Linked DNA regions of Homo sapiens: region 1 is linked to region 2. Evidence: read pairs that join two places in POLR2A ChIA-PET (ENCODE). Cell type or tissue: PC-9. All regions are shown on one strand. Links, peaks and the distances in the headings refer to the core of each region. The heading gives the core; the rest is flanking DNA.

The links. Peaks named below come from ENCODE experiments on the same cell type or tissue, not always from the same donor. Only the 100,000 strongest peaks of a DNase experiment are listed, where the experiment ranks them.
Region 1: POLR2A ChIA-PET joins it to region 2 with 6 read pairs; 2 of 35 experiments call an interaction of 5 or more read pairs at or near these places.

What each region holds. Positions count from the first base shown.
Region 1 is chr5:11,249,104-11,253,963 of GRCh38, reverse strand. All of the region lies in intron 9 of CTNND2 (catenin delta 2), which reads left to right. Among named protein-coding and RNA genes, the nearest start is that of CTD-2154B17.1, 460 kb to the right of the region's middle. In PC-9, for the core only: no CTCF peak of the experiment used is centred there; a DNase peak (open chromatin) is centred at 2,503; H3K4me3 peaks cover 307 bases.
Region 2 is chr5:10,682,967-10,687,826 of GRCh38, reverse strand. DAP (death associated protein) reads left to right here. Exons shown (of 4, transcript NM_004394.3): 3 at 4,256-4,298. Among named protein-coding and RNA genes, the nearest start is that of DAP-DT, 76 kb to the left of the region's middle. RefSeq lists enhancers at 2,593-2,902, 3,003-3,082. In PC-9, for the core only: no CTCF peak of the experiment used is centred there; no DNase peak of the experiment used is centred there.

The DNA of each region.
Region 1 (4,860 bases), core at 535-4,534, 570 kb before region 2:
CACCAAGTAAGTAAACATAAAAAATTAAATATACTGAGTGTACAGAAAGATAGGTGTTTTGTATCAGACCTTATTTAAAGAAAATATCTGTTTCAAATCAAACCAGTAGATTTTGATTGGCTTAGCAACTCCCTTTTGGGAGATTTAAGGCAGGAGAACACTAAGGTGAGCAGAATAATACAGATTAGGAAAAATATTTTATCCAGAAGGTTTTATTTATTGCATCAACAAATAGCATAACTCTTTATGGACATAGATATCTAGATGGTCTATTGTATTTTTACATCATCGTTATATTATTCTGTTTTCACACTGCTGATAAAGACATACCCAAGACTGGGTAATTTATAAAGAAAAAGAGGTTTAATGGACTCACAGTTCCATGTGGCTGGGGAGGCCTCACAATCATGGTGGAAGGTGAAAGGCATGTCTTACATGGCAGCAGGCAAGAGAGAATGAGAGCCAAGCAAAAGGGGAAAACTGCTACAAAATCATCAGATCTTGTGAGACTTATTCACTAGCATGAAAATAGTATGGGGGAAACAGCCCCATGATTCAATTATCTTCCACCAGATCCATCCCACAAACTTGGGAATTATGGGAGCTACAATTCAAGATAAGATTTGAGTGAGGACACAGCCAAACCATATCAATAGTCCTTAATTGAATAAATCACAGGTAACTCACAAAAGCCAGAGAAAGGCAGGACATGACAAATCTGGGAGGAATTTGAACAAATGGGGCCCAGTGAGAAGCCAAGTAAAATTTAGAGACAGATCATGAAAGAAAAGAAAAGGAGAGGTGTAAGAACTGGTTGAGAGCACTGATGATTTTTTTCTTCAGGTATGACCTTTTATTCTCTGTTCCATCTCCTGACCCTGGGCCCTGGAATAACCTCAGACTGAGGTTGCCTGAGATTATAAATGGAGAAAGCATAGCAGAGATATTTATTTGCAAACAGTTCATTGCTTTATAAAAGTCAGCAACATAAAATATCTCTGTGTGAGATACTGCTATTTTTAGATTACACAACTCTTGATTTAGAGGGGAGAAGGCAATCATAATTGAAAGAGCCATAAGAAACATGGTGTTAGTCCTACAGTAGATGAATTTTACTTTATCCTCATGAAATTACTGAGGAGTACACATTCATTTTGGTGCCCAACTTGCAGTGGCTTATAAAAATAGTAACAAAAAGTGTTTGATGAGAGAGTGAGCCACCTGGGTAAGACTGTGGGCTCTGAAGAGAGCCTGTGGTTAATTCTGCCTCCATCACCTGATCATCTCTGAGACTCCTAGCAAGTGGCTGAAGCTCTCTATACTGCAAATGTTACATCTATAAAATGGAATATTTATGGCACCACCCTGATGGGAATGTGATGAACATTAAGTGAGGAAGGCATAAGAGCAGTTCTTAGCAACACAGAACATGCTCCTTAAATGTGAGCTTACATTATGTTGACTTCTACTTGTAAGAAATGAACTTATGCCAGTGCTTATTGTAGAATATTGTTATGTACAGGAGATAATCTCTCTGATTATTGAATCTGTAGTTGTCTATAGACATAGAACTAAGGTATAATCTCCCCCCCACCCCAGTTTCTGATCACTGCAGTGCAGTGAAATCTAGAAAGAGCTGCTTGTTACACTGACCTGACAGCAGTTTTCACATCACTGAGTTTGTTTGCTTTCTCTGGCTGTCAAGTCTCTCATTGATTTCTCATTCTGCAGTCTAAGTCCATATCAGCCCAACAAAGGATCTGGGGAAAGGGCAACAAATGGGTGTGAAGGAGGTCCCTTAAGTTCACGTACAAGTTTGAAGACATTAAGAGCAATTTGATGCAGTGAAGAACAAGCTGAATATAATAAAGCATTTTCAGTAATGCTACTGCCACTAAAATGGTGTTTTTGTCATGAACATTGCAAGATCTCATTCTACTGTACTCTTGCTAATGTAAAAAAAGATAAAGCAATTCTAAATGCTGATGTTTTCCCCAAAATTTATAGTATTTTTAAATATATAAATAATTGTTAAGGAAAGCTGTGATTTAGGACTTTCAAAGTCATAAAACGATACATTTCAAAACATTTACATAAGCAAATTTTTAGAAATTGAGTGTAAGTCTATTTTCCCAAACTACAAGTTTTTATTTATTTTACTTAGCTACTGTGTCACTTAATTGAAATTCTGAAATTCTGAGTATAAACTTTTACAAGACGAACTTCCTATTCATATACACATAATTTGCCCTTCTCCCAATAATTGTTCATTTTGCTGAAGTTTTTCATTAATGGTTAGGTCACAGCTGTCGTGAGGACGATTCGTTTGCTCTGTTTCCAAACTATATGCCAAGGTGTCCCAGGGCAACATAGGAAATTCGAGGGATTCCGAGGGATATTTTAAATTTTCAAGATAAATACGGTATCTTGAAACCAGGTTGAAACATGAGCTCCCATTAGTTCAGTTTCAAAATCCAGCTGTGCCACATTCCTTTCAATGATGTCATCACTTTGCATACCAGGATTTTCAGAGGTTTCTGTGATATGAAGCAAGTGCTAGTGACAATCAGCATAGGAGAGGATGTGAAGATGGCATTGTCTGCTTCCAAGTTTTGAGAAGTTGTGCAGTGCCCCAAAGCACGGACATGTTAGGATGTAGATGATTCAAGCTGTTCAGACCTAAGAACTTACTAAATGGAACTGTCAGGCATTTATTTTGGCCTGGGGGGCACCCTGTGAAACATGAAGAGGTTTGTGAACCCATAAAGTTCAGGAAACTCAAGTTCTATAAAGTCAAGCAGCCGAAACACTCCGGCCAATAATTGTGTTCAGTCACTTCTCACAAATAAAAAATATTTGATTTATAAAAAATAAATCTGTACAACACTTAAATAATAAACCAACATTCTTAAAGACCCAAGTTCTTTTTTTTCCTAGTGGCTTCAGTTTGCTGCTATGGAAATAGACCTTTTAAAATGCTTAATAAAGAAACCATCGTTCTTAATTAGTGAAAAAGATCATAGATGCATTTATTATTTGCACGAACAAAACTATGTGTCTCTGCCACTTAGTCTTTATGGTGTAGTCAAACGTCTTCCATCTGCCCTGTGTACCCCTCTACCTCATTTTAAATTATAAAGGTCTATGGGCTGGGTGCGGTAGCTCACGCTTGTAATCCCAGCACTTTGGGAGGCTGAGGCAGAAGGATCACTTGAGCCTTGGAGTTGGAGACCAGCCTGAGCAACCTAGTGAGACCCTGTCTGTAGAAAAAATTTAAAAACTAGCTGAGTGTGTTGGTGCGTGCCTGTAGTACTAGCTACTTTGGAGGCTGAGACAGGAGGATCACTTGAGCTCAGGAATTCAAGGCTACAGTGAGCTACGATCCACCACCACACCCCAACCTAGGCAACAGAGCAAGACCCTGTCTCTAAAAAAAAAAAAAAATATATGTATATATATATATATATATATAGAGAGAGAGAGAGAGAGAGAGAGAGAGAGAGAGAGCACCCTTTAAATTCACCGCAAACTTTCAATTAATTTTCAAATTAATTACACACATTCTACTTAGAGTTGAGCAGACACAGAAGTAAGAAAAAGGCTAGTCTAAGACTTTATCAATGGGTAGAAATGAAAGGTAATTGGGTACCATTATATTGAAATCAACGTTATTTTTTATTATTGTTGCACTTGAAAACAAAACTTGCTTATGTATTCAGTTGTACAGATACAGAATCATCCAAGACAATGACCTATAGTTGGGCCTTTCAACAGCCTTTTCACCCATGGTCCACTGTTGGTTATTTTATTCAAACTGAAGGGTGAAAATATTCTCCACATTTTATATTTAAAGAAATGCAGACTCTGGAAATGGAGGTAAGTTAAAAGTTTTATAGCAAAGTACTCTGAAATATGATCAAAGAAAATCCCTATGGAATTGCTTTGCTTTTAATGTCTAGTAATGAGAAATAATTATGAATGGACACTTGGACACTGCAGCCCTTTATATCCTCATATTAAGAATATGCCCAAATATTCATATGTTCTTTAGGATTTCTTTAAGGACAAAGTGAAGCAATACACATAGATGAGTGTGTTTTGGTTTTTTTTTTTGACATGGACACTAATGACTGTAGATCTAATTAAATGGCTTTAGATTTTTGGTTTTTTTTTTGTTTGTTTTTGTACTATTCTAGCGGCTAAATAACCACACTCAAAAGCTTTCCTCCCATTCCTAATGTATTTCAGGTTAAAACAATCTAATGTAATCCATGAAGTCATTCCTCAAAAATTATACTGAAGTGTCAAATATGAATACGAATGGTAAATATGAATAGAAAATATGATGGTCCCTAAACCACAAAAATGACCACACAACTCACAGTAGCCTGGCTGATATGAATGACTGCTCATTCTTGGCCAATCACAGGTTGAACATTACTCTGTTTTTTCTCCTTCTAGATAAGATTATTCAAGCCCCCTGACCATGAAATTTCCCCTACATCCTCGTAGCACCCAATCCAGAACAAAGCCTTGCTCCTTTGAATCTTCCCAAGACACACAAAACAAGTCAAATTTTGTCAGTCTATTCAACGCCCTCTTACTGATATGTCCCATGGTTTCCCATGGTGTGAGTCCTTTCTTATTACGAGCAATAAGCCCAACTTGGTTCAAACACAGGTGTGATCCTGATGCCCTCGGTTGGATGGCAGTGACATTGCTAGCAGCTTGTTTCTGAAGTACACTCTTCCTGAATGCCACACCACATGGCCTATCAGGAAATGAACCCATAAAACAAGAACAAGGAGTACGCTCTTCCTTCTTAGATAACAGGCTTTTTCTGGTAGATAATTCTGCTCC
Region 2 (4,860 bases), core at 368-4,367:
GTTGTTTGATAGCATTTTACCCATGGTAGAACTTCTTTCAAAAATGGAGTCAGTCATCTCAAACCCTGCCACTGCTTTATCAATTAAGTTTATATAATATTCTATATCCTTTGTTGTTATTTTCAGTGTTTACAGCATCTTCACCAGGTGTAGATTCCAGCTCAAGAAATCACTTTCTTTGCTCATCCATGAGAAGCAACTCCTCATCCCTGAGGATTTTAATCACAAGATTGCAGCCATTCAGTTCCATCTTCAGGCTCCACTTCTAATCCTAGTTCTCTTGCTGTTTTCACCACATCTGCAGTTAGTTCCTCCAGTGAAGTCTTGAACCCCCTCAAAGTTACCCATGAGGGTTGGAATCAGCTTCTTCCAAACTCCTGTTAATATTGATATTTTGACCTCCTCCCATGAATCATGAGTATTCTTAGTGGCATCTATAGTAGTAAATTCTTTCCAGAAGGTTTTCAATTTACTTTGCCCAAATCTACCAGTGGAATTACTTATTTCTTAAATAATAAGACTTGAAAGTCAAAATTACTTCTTGATCCATGGGTTGCAGAATGAATGTTGTTTTAGCAGACATGAAAACAACATTAATCTCCTTGTATACTTGGTCTTGGGTGGCCAGGAGCATTATAAATCAGCAGTAATACTTTGAAAGGAATCTTTTTTTCTGAGCAGTAGGTCTCAACAGTGGGCTTAAAATAAGCAGTAAACCTTGATGTAAACCAATGTGCCGTCATCCAGGCTCTGTCATCCCATGTATAGAGCACAGACAGAGTAGATTTTATGTAATTCGTAAGGGCCCTAGGATGTTTGGAATGGTAAATGAGCATTGGCTTCAAATTAAAGTCATCAGCTGCATTAGTCCCTACTAAGAGTCAGCCTGCCCTTGGAAGCTTTGAAACCAGTCATTGACTTCCCTCTCTAGCTGTGTAAGTCCTAGATGACATCTTTTTCCAATAAAAGGCTGTTTTGTCAACATTGAAAATCTGTTGTTTAGTGTGGCCACTTTCATCAATGATCTTAGCTAGATCTTCTGGAGAACTTGCTGCAGCTTCTTCCTCAGCAGTTGCTGCTTCACCTTGCACTTTTATCTTCTGGAGATGGCTTCTTTCCTTAAACCTCATGAACCAACCTCTGCTAGTTTCCATCTTTTCTTCTGCAGCTTCCTCACCTCTCTTAGCCTTCATAGAACTGAAGGGAGTTAGGGCCTTTCTCTAGATTAGACTTTGGCTTAAGGGAATGTTGTGGCTTGTCTTTTATCCAGACCACTCGAACTTTCTCCATATCAACAATAATGCTCTTTTACTTCCTTGTCACTCACTCCAGTGCTCACTGGAGTAGCATTTTTAATTTTCTCCCATAACTCTTCCTTTGCATTCACAACTTGGCTATTTGGTGCAAGAGACCAGCCTGTCTGAGCTTCCGACATGTCTTCCTCGCTAAGCTGGGTCATTTCTAGCTTTTGATTGAAAGTGAGAGACATGCAACTCTTCCTTTCACTTGAATACTTCCAGGCCATTATAGACCATTGTAGAGTTGTTAATTGCCCTAATTTCAATATTGCTATGTCTCAGGGAATAGGGAGGCCTGAAGAGAAGGAGAGAGACAGGGAATGGCTGGTCAGTAGAACTGTCAGAACACATATGACAAGTATTGATTAAGTTTACCATCTTATATGGGCACGGTTCGTGGTGCCCCAAAACAATTACAGTAGTAACATCAAAGATCAATGACCACAGATCACTGTAACAGACATAATAATAATGAAGATGGACACCCATAGACTTGCTTATGCAGAGTTGCCACAAACCTTCAATTCCTAAAGAAACACATTACCTGTGAAGTGCGATAAGCAGATGCCATAAAACAAGGTGTTTGTTTGTGTGTGTGTGTGTCTGTAGAGGGGAGGGTGTTTATATATGTATATAATTACTCAAGCTTCCTCAGCCACCTTTTAGGGCTCAGTTTGGTGAGGAAGCTAATTCCCTTTATTATGCATGTATTCTTACTAGATTGACTCTCTATGGATGACATTTTATATCAAGTTTCTGGAGTGGGGTGATGTCCTGCATTTCCGCCTTTCAGAGCCTCAGCAGGTTAAAAAACAAATAGGACATGGAGACAGTGGAAGCCACTGTGCACTCCTGCTACGGAAAGACGGCTGTGCCTTGTTGAAGATGATACTATATGATTCGCTACCAGAGTGGGGCCATCCCTGCTTCAGGCTGTTCCTAGATGTTTAAAAGAACATTCCAAACGACGTTAAGAAACTTTGTGCTGCCATTTGTGTATTCCTTTCCAAATCTTTTCTAAAATGTTAGAATTCAGACCACAGTTCCTGAGCTTTGGATGCAAACTCCTTGGCCCTGAATCCCTGGAAGCCCTCCCCTGTGGATGGTATCAGCCATCACAGCAGGATGTGCTTTAAGAATCCAAATGAATTCAGTTATACCACGTGGCGGGACTTTTAAACTTGAGCTGAGCTTACTCATTTCTGGCCGACTATTAATCCTATAGCTAAATCATGTACGTAAAGGAAGGGGAAAAAAATCCAACCTGGGTAACCACACAACAAACACTAAATAAAACCAAGGTAATGTATGGGGCATCTCTGTGCTGCTTAGTAAAACTTGAAGTTTCTTAATGTCGCGAAGTAACAGAAATTACTTGGGGGAATTTCAGGTGTTTTTGGTAAACTCTTTGGGGAAGTAAACAGTCAGTGAACTTTCGGAATGCTGGGACTTTTGACTGCAGCAAAACAAAGCTAAGACAAGTGGATTCCTTAAAAAAGACCACTGGCAGCAGAGGAGAAGCAGAGCTGGGAAGAGACAGGCTGGTGAGCTCAGGGGATAAATTCTACCCCCTCTACCCAGCAGGACTGGCCTTAAGCAAAACTGAACTAAGAGGGAGATGCTTCCCCTCCACCCACCTCCGTGAGTGTCCCCGATCGATCGCGCTGTCCCAGCTGGGCTGACCTTGTATTCACCTCCAGGTCTTGGGTGTCTGTACCTCTTGGTGGAGGCATTTGGAAGTGCACACACCTTGTCCACTACCTCAAACTGTGTCCTGATGTTTTTAAATTATGGCACACGTAGCCATAAAAAATAAGTGTACAGAAGAGTATATAATTACATGGAGAGATGCTTGCCATAGCCTTAGTTCAGAAGGCAGATTACAAAACAGTATAACTATTTTTGTAAGAAAAAAGTTAATAAGAAGACAAGCACGTACATCTGTCCATAGAAGGAAAGCCTGGGAGGATAGCCCCACGTTAACAGTGTGTGTTTCCAGGTGGTAGACCTGCTGGCGATTTGAGCCTGTTTGGGCTTGTCTGTTTTTTCACACTGAGCTGTACTGCTTTGGTACTGCATCCATTCCCTCAATACTCGGCAGTTTAGGTGAGCTCAGTGTGAGTTAACATGTCAAGAGGTGACATGTTTCCCAAGGACCTTATATTTGTAATGCTCAGGGATTGATGGGGACGGGAGGTTTGTGTTGGCTCTAGAATCTCCCCTGTGAGGACGCTGGAAGGGGAAGCCTAGGGTTGAGGAGGCAGTGAGAAAGTCTCCAAGTCCACACCATGTAAAGCTACTTCTCCCCTGCTTTAGGGAAGCGCCTGTTTCACGATCTCATTAAATCCAAATAAATGGGCTTGCCCATAGTTAAAATGTGTTGATTTAACCAAAAAACAAAAATAGGCTGGGCACAGTGGCTCATCCCTGTAATCCCAGCACTTTGGGAGGCCAAGGTGGAAGGATGGCTTGAGGCCAGGAGTTTGAGACTAGCCTGGGCAACATAGCAAGACCCTGTCTCTACAAAAATAAAAGAAAATAGCCAGGTATGATGCTGCACACCTGTTGTCCCAGCTACTCGGGAGACTGAAGCAGGATCACTTGAGTCTAGGAGGTGGAGGCTGCTGTGAGCTATGATCGTGCCTCTGCATTCCAGCCTGGGTGACAGAGACCCTGTCCCTAAAAAAAACACAAATAGAAAGTGGTTGAAGGCAATTCACTCGCAGTTGGCTGCAGTCTGTTTCTCTCTCGTACTTGGGGCTGAACTAGCCTCAGGAGAAGGAGGCTCCCGAGCCCCGTAGTGTGATCATTACAACAAATAACGCAGAGGAGAGGTTTGCTTCCCATTCTGCCTCCACGCCCTCCAGCCTGGCTCATCCACATACACATCGTCTGCCACCGTGTTCCCTGTTGTGGACTGTTTTGTTAAATCTGCCTTTTCCCTTCTTTTTTTCCAGTCCACCTAAACCCACTGTGTTCATCTCTGGGGTCATCGCCCGGGTAAGTCTGGGAGTGTCTGCGGTGGGTTTGAGGCTTTTGCATGGCAGCATGGAGTCTCCTGGTTGCTTCTGGTTTTGTTAAACTCTACCTGGAATAACCCAGCACCACTGCTCATCTCCTCTGTGGCCATGGCTCTCTTCATTGCCGCGTTTCCCCAGAGGCTGCTTCTGCAGACCGCAGGCCAGACTCGCATCCTTTACCTTTCCAGAGCCGCCGTCTGGTGAGACCCAACATTGTGACTTAAGCGCAGACCTCCCACCAGTGAACTCCCATCAGCAAACCCCCGCAGTGAACCCCACAGTATTGCCGTCCATAGGGCTGCTGTTCTCAGAACATTCACTTTCTTATCAGAGGATGCCTGAAGAAAGTGCCAGTGTTGGGGACAGCCCACTGTTGGTGGAGCTGTGACCGCAGCCAGCCAACCTGCCAGCCAGAGAAGTGTGGCTCCAGCCTGCCCATGTGGACCCCACCCTGGCCACACCCACAGTTGGCACAGAAGCCCATTGATCCCTCTGGAAAATAGGGAGTCCCTCCTGAGACTGGACAGGCCGAACCTGGCTCT